2 separate regions of the Homo sapiens genome follow, and region 2 is linked to region 1. The links are chromatin loops, found by intact Hi-C in ENCODE. Cell type or tissue: IMR-90. All regions are shown on one strand. Links, peaks and the distances in the headings refer to the core of each region. The heading gives the core; the rest is flanking DNA.

Region 1 (5,388 bases), core at 177-5,176:
TCTTTCCCACCCCCTGCCTACTGCAGTGCCTGACACATGGTACCTACTGAGTATATTGGGGTCATTTCAGAAGAGCACAAGAATTCAGCTGCTTATTGTGTTTTCTGGCAATTGGCTATTCTCTCATTTGGTGACTTAGTTTTATATTTCATAGATCAATTCTAGGGTGGACAGAGGAGAGTCGTCTGCCACAGGAGAAGGAAGCATCATGTAGGTTCCTGATGGAGACAGGGAGGAAGGCGGGGGGAATCCTTTCTTCTTCTTTGGGATGGGGGCAGTCACTCCATGTGGCCATCTGTGACCCAGGGCAGCGTATCACTGAATGGCTCCAGTTCTTCAAGCCTGGACAGGATTGGCCATAGTTCTTATGGGAGTGAATGGGTAGGGGAGGGTTAAGAGGAATAAAACAAAAGGTTTGGAACTGGTAACTTTGGTGTATATGTGCATGCGTGCATGCGTGTGTGTGTGTGTGTGTGTGTGTGCTGTGTCACAGAATGAACACTAGAGACTCAGGGCTGATTAACTTCACCAATCATACCCCAGAGAGGGGAAAAGCCAATCTCTCTGTGCCCCAGTGCTTTTGTCTATGGTGGGGGGTACAGGGGGTCATGGCTTCCCATGTGGAGCCCAGGCTTCCTGTCCCAGCTGGCAGTGGAATCTGCATTTCCAAGATCACAGAGACCCAGGCTCAAGCTTGGTGTTGCCACTTATAAGTCAAGTGCCCTCTGGCAAGGAACTCACTCGTTCTGAGCCTCAGTTTGCACCTGTGTTAACACTGGGTAACATACCTGTATTTCAGGGTTGGTGTCAGGGCTGGATGAGACAGCATACACAGACCATGGGCATGAGGCCCAGGCTGGGGCTCAGTGAAGAAGAAGGTGGAGTTTCATCTCAGGCTCCCGCAGTCCATGTGAACCCACGTGGACACTGCTCTATGCATATGTGGTGCTTCTCTGCTATGAAGGCCTCAGCCCCTGGGCCCCCTCAGGCCCAGCTTTCCCCAGCAAGTGTTTCTTCTGCTTCAGGAGAAGCCTGCCTTCAGGGGGGCCAAAGCCACATTGTATGCCCACTGGGTTGTCCTTTGCACGGCTTTAAGAAGCAGGATTCTACTCTGTTTCTGATATCCCATAATAAGAAATGATATATTTTGATACTTCTTTGATTTAATGGGTCTTTAGTATGCATGAGCTAGAATTTTGGAGACCATGACTATAATTTGGGGCTTGTAGGTAAGTACAGGTCGGAGGCTGGACATAATTCACCACCTCTGTGTGTCCTTGGGTCTTCCATGTGTCCCACTCATTCTTTGGCGAAGATTGCTTTAGGATGTTCTATTTGCTTCCTTATCTCCATGCCCATCTTCTGAATTCAGGCAAAGAATAATTCCACTTTAAAAGTTGCTTTAAGAAGCCACACTCCATGGATGAGGAAAATGGAGGTCGAAAGAGATTTAAGTAACACACGCAGGTAATTACAGAGGGTGAGTGGCAGATCCAGAGCAGTGAACAGACCCTGAGTTCCCAGAGTAGAATCTTTTTCAGCTCATGTTGCTATTGGCCTGCATCCGTGAGATGTTCCCGTGTCCATATGCTTTCTATACAATTCAATGTTTTTTCTTCAAATTGACTCATATTTTTATTTCAATAAATTTATCTTAAAGGGAAATTTTATATCATGACTTTATGAAAAGGCGGTATCACTTGCCATTAATAGGAAGTTATTAACTAAAGACAATGCAAAATAGTAAATGAAATTTTAACTGTATATTGTTGCCTGGGCAAAGAAAACATGCTGGAAATCCGTTCTCTTTTATTAGAAAGGATGATTGGCAGGTTTCAGGGATGTTAAAGACCTAAGAGGACAAAACTGAAACTGATTCTGGACCTGATTCCAATGCTATCTAATGTCATCAGTGAGAAGAATTTTTCTCCAATACAATCAGTAGTATAATTCTCACACTTGGAGACCACTGCAGTGGACAATGTAGCCACATCAGATCCCCTTGTTTCTTTAGAGGTCAGCAGACTCCTTATCTTTCCTTGCCCAGCAAGCTCCATCAAGAATATTAAACTTAAAAACAGTTCATAGACATTTTGTTTAGTGACCAAATACCCAATGAACGCCTGACTCCCTTTCATTTTCTCCTGTTGAAGAATACATGTTGAATTTAAGCATACATTTTCATAAATTTTCTTATGGACTATTTTTTCACCTCAGAAACAATGTCAAGGTAATTAAATTTTAAATAATAAGTCAGGGAAGTTGTTCTCAGCAATGGAAAATGCTGTGATTTAAATTGCCAATATACAAATACTTTTAGTTCTTGAAAACCACTGCCAACTGTGCCTGCCGGAAGTTATATGCTCAATAGCTTGCTATGATTGATGCAGGCATTAGTCATTAAAAAAAAAAAAAAAAAAAGGCGAACTAAGTAATTTGCATCCAAAGGATGACATCAGTAACACCATGAACTTGTTGTTCTAGAAACTGACCACTAGATGGAGAACTTGCAATTCAAAAATAAAATAACTCAGCCTCTTCGGTGCAAACATTTTACCAAAGGATCTATTGTACTTACAAACCTGCATCTACACAAGCGAGAAGGTACTACTTGCCCTGAAGATGGTATTCTTTTCTTTTCTACCAGACTTTGATATTCCTCTCCCTCTTTCCTCAGGACAGGTCACTTCTCCCCACAGTCGGTGTTTCTGTGTGAGTTCACCTTTAAAACTTTGAGCATGTCATTATTGTATTCCCAGCCCTGTAACTGAGTAGAAAAATGTGTTCCTTAAGATGTGGTCTCTTTCTTCCCCCTGCCTTGACACTACTCACTCCTGAGCACAAGGGCTTCACATCATCAAGTCTCATTCCTGAATGCGAATCCAGTGCAGCCTGCAAGAGCACCTTGATTTGTAGGAAATTTTTTTCTTCTCCATGAATTACACACCATCTTTATTCTCCGCTATGATAACAGCAGTAAATCCTCTTTAAAGTTTTTTTTTAAAGAAATTCCATATCAATGGAGTGGTTGTTCTTTTACCAACTCTTTAAATATGGCTATAATGAGATATATGAGCCCAGTTCTCAGAGTGAGGACAGGATGTAGGAGTGACACCTTCATGCAATAGGGTCTAAAACAATAGAATACATTGAGATCATTGCAGCAAATCAGTGAGTTTATTTGGAAGTTCTAATTTAGGGCTATCTCTTTCCCCCATGGCTAATGGTGTGTATGTGCATGTGTGCATGCATATGTGTGTGTGTGTGCATATGCGCGCATGTGTGTGCGTGTGTGTGTATTGGTGTGGCATAAAGGGAGAGGGCAGAAGAACTGAAACATTTACTTATTTTCTTTCTATATAAATAGGCACGTGAACAAAATCAAGCACAAAAGAGATTCTTTGTGGCTGGGGTTTCCTGGCTGCAGCCCCAGAACCTAAGAACCCAAAGCTCCATTCCCAAGTGGACTCTCCTAATTTGCTAAATAACCTTGGGCAAGTCATTTAACCTTCCCAAACCTCAGCTTCTCCATCTATAAAGGAGGATGCAGAGCGCTGTCTCTTCCCAGCTTCTCCGGGAAGTTGTGAGGATTAATGATAAGAGAAAGGCAGTCAAGGGTCTGGAGTTTCTTTAAGAAAGGTGCTGCTTACCCTTGGATGAGAGTCCTAAAAATAAAAGAATAAACACCAGCAGTCCAGGCCAAAGTCGCAAGGGCTGTGTGCCTTGTGGTTTCCACATTTTCTATTCCTCAAAGAGGGTTGGCGGGGACCAAACAAAACAAAACACCTAATAAAGCCTTTGTCTGACAAAATTCTCACTGGATTTTTATCCGATTACTCTGTGTCTATAGATGAAATAATTTTTAAACGTCCTGAAAAAACTGAAAGGAAAAAATGTCTCTGCCCAAAGACGCCAGGCATTCCTGCCTAGCCCTTCATCGCATGGAGAGGAAAGAACTCCTCTGACAATTAGCCTTCTATTTTGGTGACAGTAATTATCACCATTAGGGGCTTTGCTTTTGCTCTTATGATGAAATATATATTCATGCTGCAGAGGCTCCAATCTGAGGACTATTTGGGCAGAACCCAAAATGCAAGGAAAGGATCGATTTTAACCTATTTTAAAACATTTGATCTAATTTGATATTTCTAGTTTTCAACGGCTTACAGCAAATAGATGAAAATAAATGTCTTGTCACATGTTGTGCTGTGGACTATGCCTTTCGGTTTTCAAAGACTCCTGAAAACAGGAGGAGAATCCTCTATTAGTGTGTCCGATGCCTCAGGATTTTCCAGCTGTCGTTGTTCAAAGGTCTATCTTTTGGAGCCTGGTGGAATGACCAAGTGGATTATTTGCTCTAAAATTCTGTAAGTGATCTGTTTCTGAGTCTTTTGGCTAAAATAATAAAAAGGGATGGGGCAGAGAGGGAAGCAGCAAGCCCACACAAGTATTTGTGGGTGTATATGCATTCTTGTGCATATTTTCAGGCCAGACATATAATTCTGATTATTTGGAGAGGAGGAGTGCTGCTACTAGCCTCCTTTTGAGAAGTCTAATTCTTGTAATGGCCCACTGCATTCATGAAGGCTTTCGTCTCTAAATAATTAATTTGCCTTTATGCAAGCGTATTTGCCTCTTACAAATCCTAAAACACAACACTGAGGACCCAGGCTCAGCAAACCCGCTTTCAAGCACATAAATAATTGCCTTGGAATAATTAACAATTAACCTTGGTAAAAGGAGAGCTAAACATTAGTATACTATATTAATTCAAAACAGATATTAGCTGTTTGGTGTTAGAAAATGTTATAAACCTATATACAGTTATAAACCTACATGGTCAGTAAGTTTAGTTAGCTGGAATATGTTAACTAGTAGTTTTGATGTAAATATTTAACCCATTTGCTTCAATCTATTTCACAAGCATTTATGCAAACTGGCCTTTTTTTTTTTTTTAAATGAAGGCCCTGAAATCAAGAAGAACTGGGATTGAGACTATAAATGGCTTATCAGGGTTCCTCACTCCACCTGTAGCAAAACTCAGCACAGATGGTCTATGACAATGGATGAACAGCATATTCTTCACATGTAAAGAATTTGGGTGTGAAATACACATAAGCAAAATTTCATCCACTGGGCTGTTGGATTCATGGTGGGGAGGGTTTTTTGTAAAGAAATATACTAAGACAGACCGGGCACAGTGACTCACACCTGTAATCCTAGCTACTCAGGTGGCTGAGGCAGGAGAATCACTTGAACCCAGGAGGCCGAGGCTGCAGTGAATTGAGATCACGCCGCTGTACTCCAGCCTTGATGACCAAGTGAGACTCCATCTCAAAAAAATATATACATAATATAGTGACCAGCCTGGCCAATATAGTGAAACTC
Region 2 (5,388 bases), core at 161-5,160, 290 kb after region 1:
TGTGGTGGCACATGCCTGTAGTCCCAACTACTTGAGAGGCTGAGGTAGGAGAATCACATGAACCTGGGAGGTGGAGGGTACAGTGAGCCAAGATCACACCACTGCACTCCAGCCTGAGTGACAGAACGAGACTCCATCTCAAAAATTTAAAAAATGAAAATAAAACAATGAAGGTGAAAGTACAAAATACCCATAGTTGCCTTTAACTAACCTGTTGCAAACTCTGTTGAAGAAATGTGTTATTTCTGCTATCTTGGGGCCATTTCATTTCACTGTTTTGAGCTTCATAGTAAAACCATTAGATGACAATGTCCCTCGGTGCTGACCTGGCAATTACTGTTTTCTTCTCTTATCTTCTCTTTTTACCCTTCACCATTCACATCTAACATTCTCTCTCTCTCAATAAACTGCATCATGGTAGACGGTAGAAAGAGCCTGGTTTCCACTTCAAATCTACTTTCTGCACCTTTTAGTGATGTGAAATGAAGTCTTCCTAGGGACCTTTTCAACCTTTCCTTTGACCTTCAACCTTTCCTTTGGCACCTCCAGCAGTGCCATTCTTTCTATCCATCAGGCTTATGGGAATGAATCCTAACTATAGATCTATATTTCCATGACCAGCAGGCTCCCATGTCTCACATTTACCATGTGTACTTCTTGATTTTTCACTTGGACTGTATCATTTTTCTGGTTTCATTGAATAAAGAGGTTTTTGCTGTATCTTTTCTCTTTTTACAAAAAAAGTTTTGTGGATTTTGAGGGTTAAAATGTTTTATGTTGCCATTTTAAATGAAAACCACAAGATTATATACTGAATGTACAATCAAATTAGAAACCCCGGGTTTTTCTTTTTTCCTATGTCATGTCATCCGATACTATAGTTATACAGTTTTACTTCTAGACTTAAGAGCGTAAGTCTAAATTTATCCCTGTTAAATAACGTCTTGTTAAATTCAGCCCTGTCTGAGATTTTGAAAGATGTTTTCCTGGCATCCAGTATATTTATCCAGCCCTTTCATCTTCACATCATTCATAAATTCAATCAGCTTACTGTTAATGTGCTCACCCAATCACTGCTAAAATTGTTGAATGGGGTGGTGCTAAAGGCAGTCATTCCTTCCTCCCTCACAGTCTGTCACTCATTATGGTCCACTTAACCTACATTTATCTATCTGTTTCCAATGGAATTATACACTCATATACAAAAATACACATATTGTGTCCAAGATGGATAAATGTGGTAAATTTTGTCAAATGGTTACTGAAATTCAGATGCTTTATGTCTGCAGCATTCTTTGATCATCTAGGGTAGGGAGCTAATAGTTTTAGAAGATAATGAAGATGAAGATAAGGAAGAAGAAGAGGAAGAGAAGAAGAAGGACAAGGGGAGCAGGAAGAAGAAAGGAGGATAACATAGAAATTTGAATAAAGACTAAATAAGAAAAATAGAGAATGGAGAAACTGATAAAATAATACAGCCATAGAACTAAAGAGAACTGCAAAATATGTGTTAATCCCATTTCCTACAATCAGAAAAGTAAATATCTAAACCAGAGTTACCAAAACTATGTTCTATAGATCAGAATGTTTAGAAGTGTCACACTATAGAATAGGTGCTTTAACTGCAGGACTTCTCAGAGCCTTTAACATGCTAATGTATATTGTTAATTCCCAAAATGGATATGGTATTCTGAATTGAACAGATGTATTTGATAAGTAACCCTTTTTACACAACCATCTCTCAGGATCAGGGTTAAGGGCACTTCTGTGAAATGCTGGCATAAGCCATCCATTTTATTGTTTGACCCACTATAGAGCACATGGAAATGATTGCCGAATTTAACTTGACTTTACAAACAGGAATTGCTTTCGTTTGACTTTTGTCGTTGGAAAAGAGGAAGGTAAAGTGCTCCTTTGTAATATTTAGCTCCAGAGACCAGAGTCAAAATGAAATTCAAATAAGAAACCAGACCTGAGTTAGAGAAAGTCAGTAGGGGAAAGAGGAAAAAGAATTAAAGGCATGTCAATGCTCTGCTACTTACTGACCATAGAACATTGTTCAAAGAATCTACCTCTTTGTGTTTCAATTTTCTCTCCTGTAAAATGGGGATAATACTTATCCTTTCTAGAACACAGGGATGTTGTAGGTATCGAATGAGATAATGTCTATAAAAATATCTTGTAAATGTAAAGCACTTTACAGTTATAAATATGGATTAGTCATGAATGCTAACAACTATAAGAAAATCTCAGTGGCCCAATTTATCAAACATCTACTTCATGCTTAAGTCACAGTGCATTGCAGCAGGTCACTGAGGTGTGTGGTTGTATTGGTGTGCTGCACTTAGTCATTCAGTGTGCTTCTTCCATCCAGTGTGCTACTGTCTCCATCTGGTGACCTTCAATAGACTGTGAAACTGGAGAAGAGAATGGAGGAGTGCACAGACATTTTTTCATGAATCATCTCATTAGCCAGAACCCAATACCTGGGCCCAAAATACCCACTGGGGCTAGCAAAGTAGGCAAGTTCCCAGGAAGAGAAGAGAAGCACATATATTGGCATTCTCTGACACAAGATATTGTTGGCAGTTGACTAAAAGTAGAAAGAAGGTTCTGCAGTATGCCTTGAACCCTGGCAGCCCAAGGACTATTCTCTCTGAACCCATCTATGTCTATGATTCAACTTAACTAAGACCAACTCAGAAGGAGGATTTTACATTTCAAATTGACAAAGTGTAATTTAAATCTATTCCCTCTAAATAAAAAGAATAAAAAGAATTTAAATACTGGAAACTAGGCAAATGAAATGATCCTCATTAGAACTTTCTAATAATTAAGTAAAAGCTAATGCTCTCAGGAAAAAATCCCCCACCTTCCTCACAGCATGAGGTGAAGCATCCCTTAAGGTACTATTCCGTTTATAGAGAAGCTAAATAAGAAGCCTATTAACTGTTTTAGTAATATTTTATCTTGTTATAGCATTAATAAATGTTCATTGTAGAAATGTTTAATATAGGTAAGCAGCCATTACTCAACATTTTCCCTTAACTATTTCATATTACATGAAAGTTAAATCAAGACTGCTTCTCCATTAAGAAAAACATGAATACAAGGCACCTTTTCCTATCATTTACCTCTGCATAGCTTAAATGTTTTCTCACTCTCTGGCAATTGTGAAGAAAGCCTATACTCTACACGGCTCACTTCTACAGCAGTAATTCCACCTGGTCTATTGGTAATATGTCACTGCATAAAAAACCATCTTAAAGATGAGTATCTTCAAGCAACAACAACAATTTCTTATTACTCACAATTGTGTGGATTGGGCAATTCTTCTGTTCCAGGTGATGTGGGCTGTGGCTACAGTTTTACAGATTCAGGTGATTTGGATGGAGCATCCAGGTCCAAATAGGTCCAAATAGGTGCCAGCTGAACTCATCCAGGTCCAAATAGGTGCCAGCTGAACTCACATGCTGGCACCTATTGTTGGACATCAGCTAGAAGCTCAGTTTGGGCTGTTAATGGAGCCTCTTGATTTTCTTCCACAGAGGCCTCTCCACATGGTTTGAGCCTCTCACAGCTCAGAGGCTGAGCTCCAAGAGGGAGCGCTTTAAAGAGGTGCAGGTGTGAGCTGTAGATTTCTTAAGACCCACACTCAGAAGTTAGTATCACTTTTGCCACATTCTTCTGATCAAAATAGATCATGGGTCAGCCTAGACTCAAGGGAAGGAAAAATAGACAATGGACAATGTCACATCACCAAAGAACACAGATGGGAAGATATTGCTGTAGTCATCTTTGTAAATGCACTTCACCATCTCTGCTTAGCAGGTGTATCCTATAGCCAGTGCTTTTAAGGACTCCCTCCCCACTTAGGCCTATGGCTATAAGCAGCTATCAAAAATTACAGCTACCATAGCTTGTGCCAGAGACTTTCTGCAAGCCCTACATCCTACCTCCTATTTCAAGTCATCTCTCTCTTCAGCAAGACTTTCCAGGCTCATACCTAGATACTTTTTCTCTTCCAAGTCCCTGTAATTAATTACTCATTACAGGAGCAGAGGCCACTCTAGCATATCTCCTCAAGAGGAGCTTGGAGACTGTAAACAGAGTTGCAAGGGAAAGCCAAAGGTGTGTTGTTTGTACATGGGCTGTAAGCTTCTCTGGGTAATGGTAGGAATGATACAGGTCATGAAGGAGTTAAAGTCACCCATGGTGCTGCCACTGTAGAACAATGTGTCAGGAAAAATTGGAGGTGGAGGGAGGAAGCTTTTTCTCAAGATACTGTATCTCCAAAATGTGCAGACCTATACATATTCATATATATATACTCACAGAACCACACATTCACACTCATATGCACGTAACACTCACACTAACATAAATAAACATTCACACATTCACATAAACACACTCATTCACACACATTCACATAAACACACACTCATTCACACACAAACACAGACCCACACATCCACACACTCACACTAACTCATACCAGAAGCCCAATCTCCTAGTCCCTCTGCAAATCTAGAAGGGAGAAAGGAGGTCAGTGATTTTGCTTGCACCCATTCTCCAAAAGTGGTATCTTTTCAACAATTTTCAGGCAATATGTGGCCATGGTGCTTACTGACTGTGATCCCGAGATGAAACAGTATGAAAGAAACACGGTGAAGAGAATGTAGTCAGAGAAGGGCACTTTCTTTGTGCTTACTTCCACACCACCAAATAGGCACCCCCACCACATCACCCCAGTCCCACCTTCCTGCCGTCAGAATCTGGCTATGCTGCTGCTCAAAGCCCCACTTGTCTGGGGATGGGTAGAGGCAGACCAGGGTTCCTGGAGACCATAAACGGTGGCAGCTTTCCCCATAGAGACGTTGATCAATGATTACATCAAGCCCCACATGAGCTCCTGGGGACTGGATTCCAAGAAAAGATGCTGTAGCAGAGGGTTTTCCATTGTGTAGATGTCTATTGTGGGCTTCAGAAAATGGAAGGAAGCCAATTCTGGGAAGTGTTTGCAGAGGTGAGAGGAAGAGGAGGTCAAGGTTACACCAGGGCAACAGGATGGAAAGGGAATGGGAACTGATACCTTTTCTAAAAATTCGCCAGCCCCTACCATTTTTAATATTTCTTTAGTATTGTGAAAAATAAAAGGGTCAAAGGGAGATAAAGGTGAGCTTTTATCCAATTGAGGATACATACTGTTTTTGTGCCTTTGCACATTCATTTCATTTTAGTGTCAAAGAGAAACCAGCAAGTCGAAATCCCATGAACACAGTTCATTTGTTTTATTGGGAAGGTTGAAGCAAAATCATTTGAAAAGACTACTACTTTATATCATGATGCATACGTCAACCTTTCAACTTCAAAAGTAGCCTCCAA

The links. A loop is a pair of places that touch in the nucleus more often than their neighbours do. Peaks named below come from ENCODE experiments on the same cell type or tissue, not always from the same donor. Only the 100,000 strongest peaks of a DNase experiment are listed, where the experiment ranks them.
Region 2: it touches region 1 in a loop (6-fold over the local background); 10 of 110 quality-filtered maps call a loop at or near these places.

What each region holds. Positions count from the first base shown.
Region 1 is chr3:157,615,827-157,621,214 of GRCh38, forward strand. No RefSeq gene overlaps it. Among named protein-coding and RNA genes, the nearest start is that of VEPH1, 120 kb to the left of the region's middle. In IMR-90, for the core only: a CTCF peak has its summit at 2,485 (motif pointing right); a DNase peak (open chromatin) is centred at 2,475; H3K27me3 peaks cover 649 bases.
Region 2 is chr3:157,904,449-157,909,836 of GRCh38, forward strand. No RefSeq gene overlaps it. Among named protein-coding and RNA genes, the nearest start is that of SHOX2, 200 kb to the right of the region's middle. In IMR-90, for the core only: a CTCF peak has its summit at 2,388 (motif pointing left); no DNase peak of the experiment used is centred there.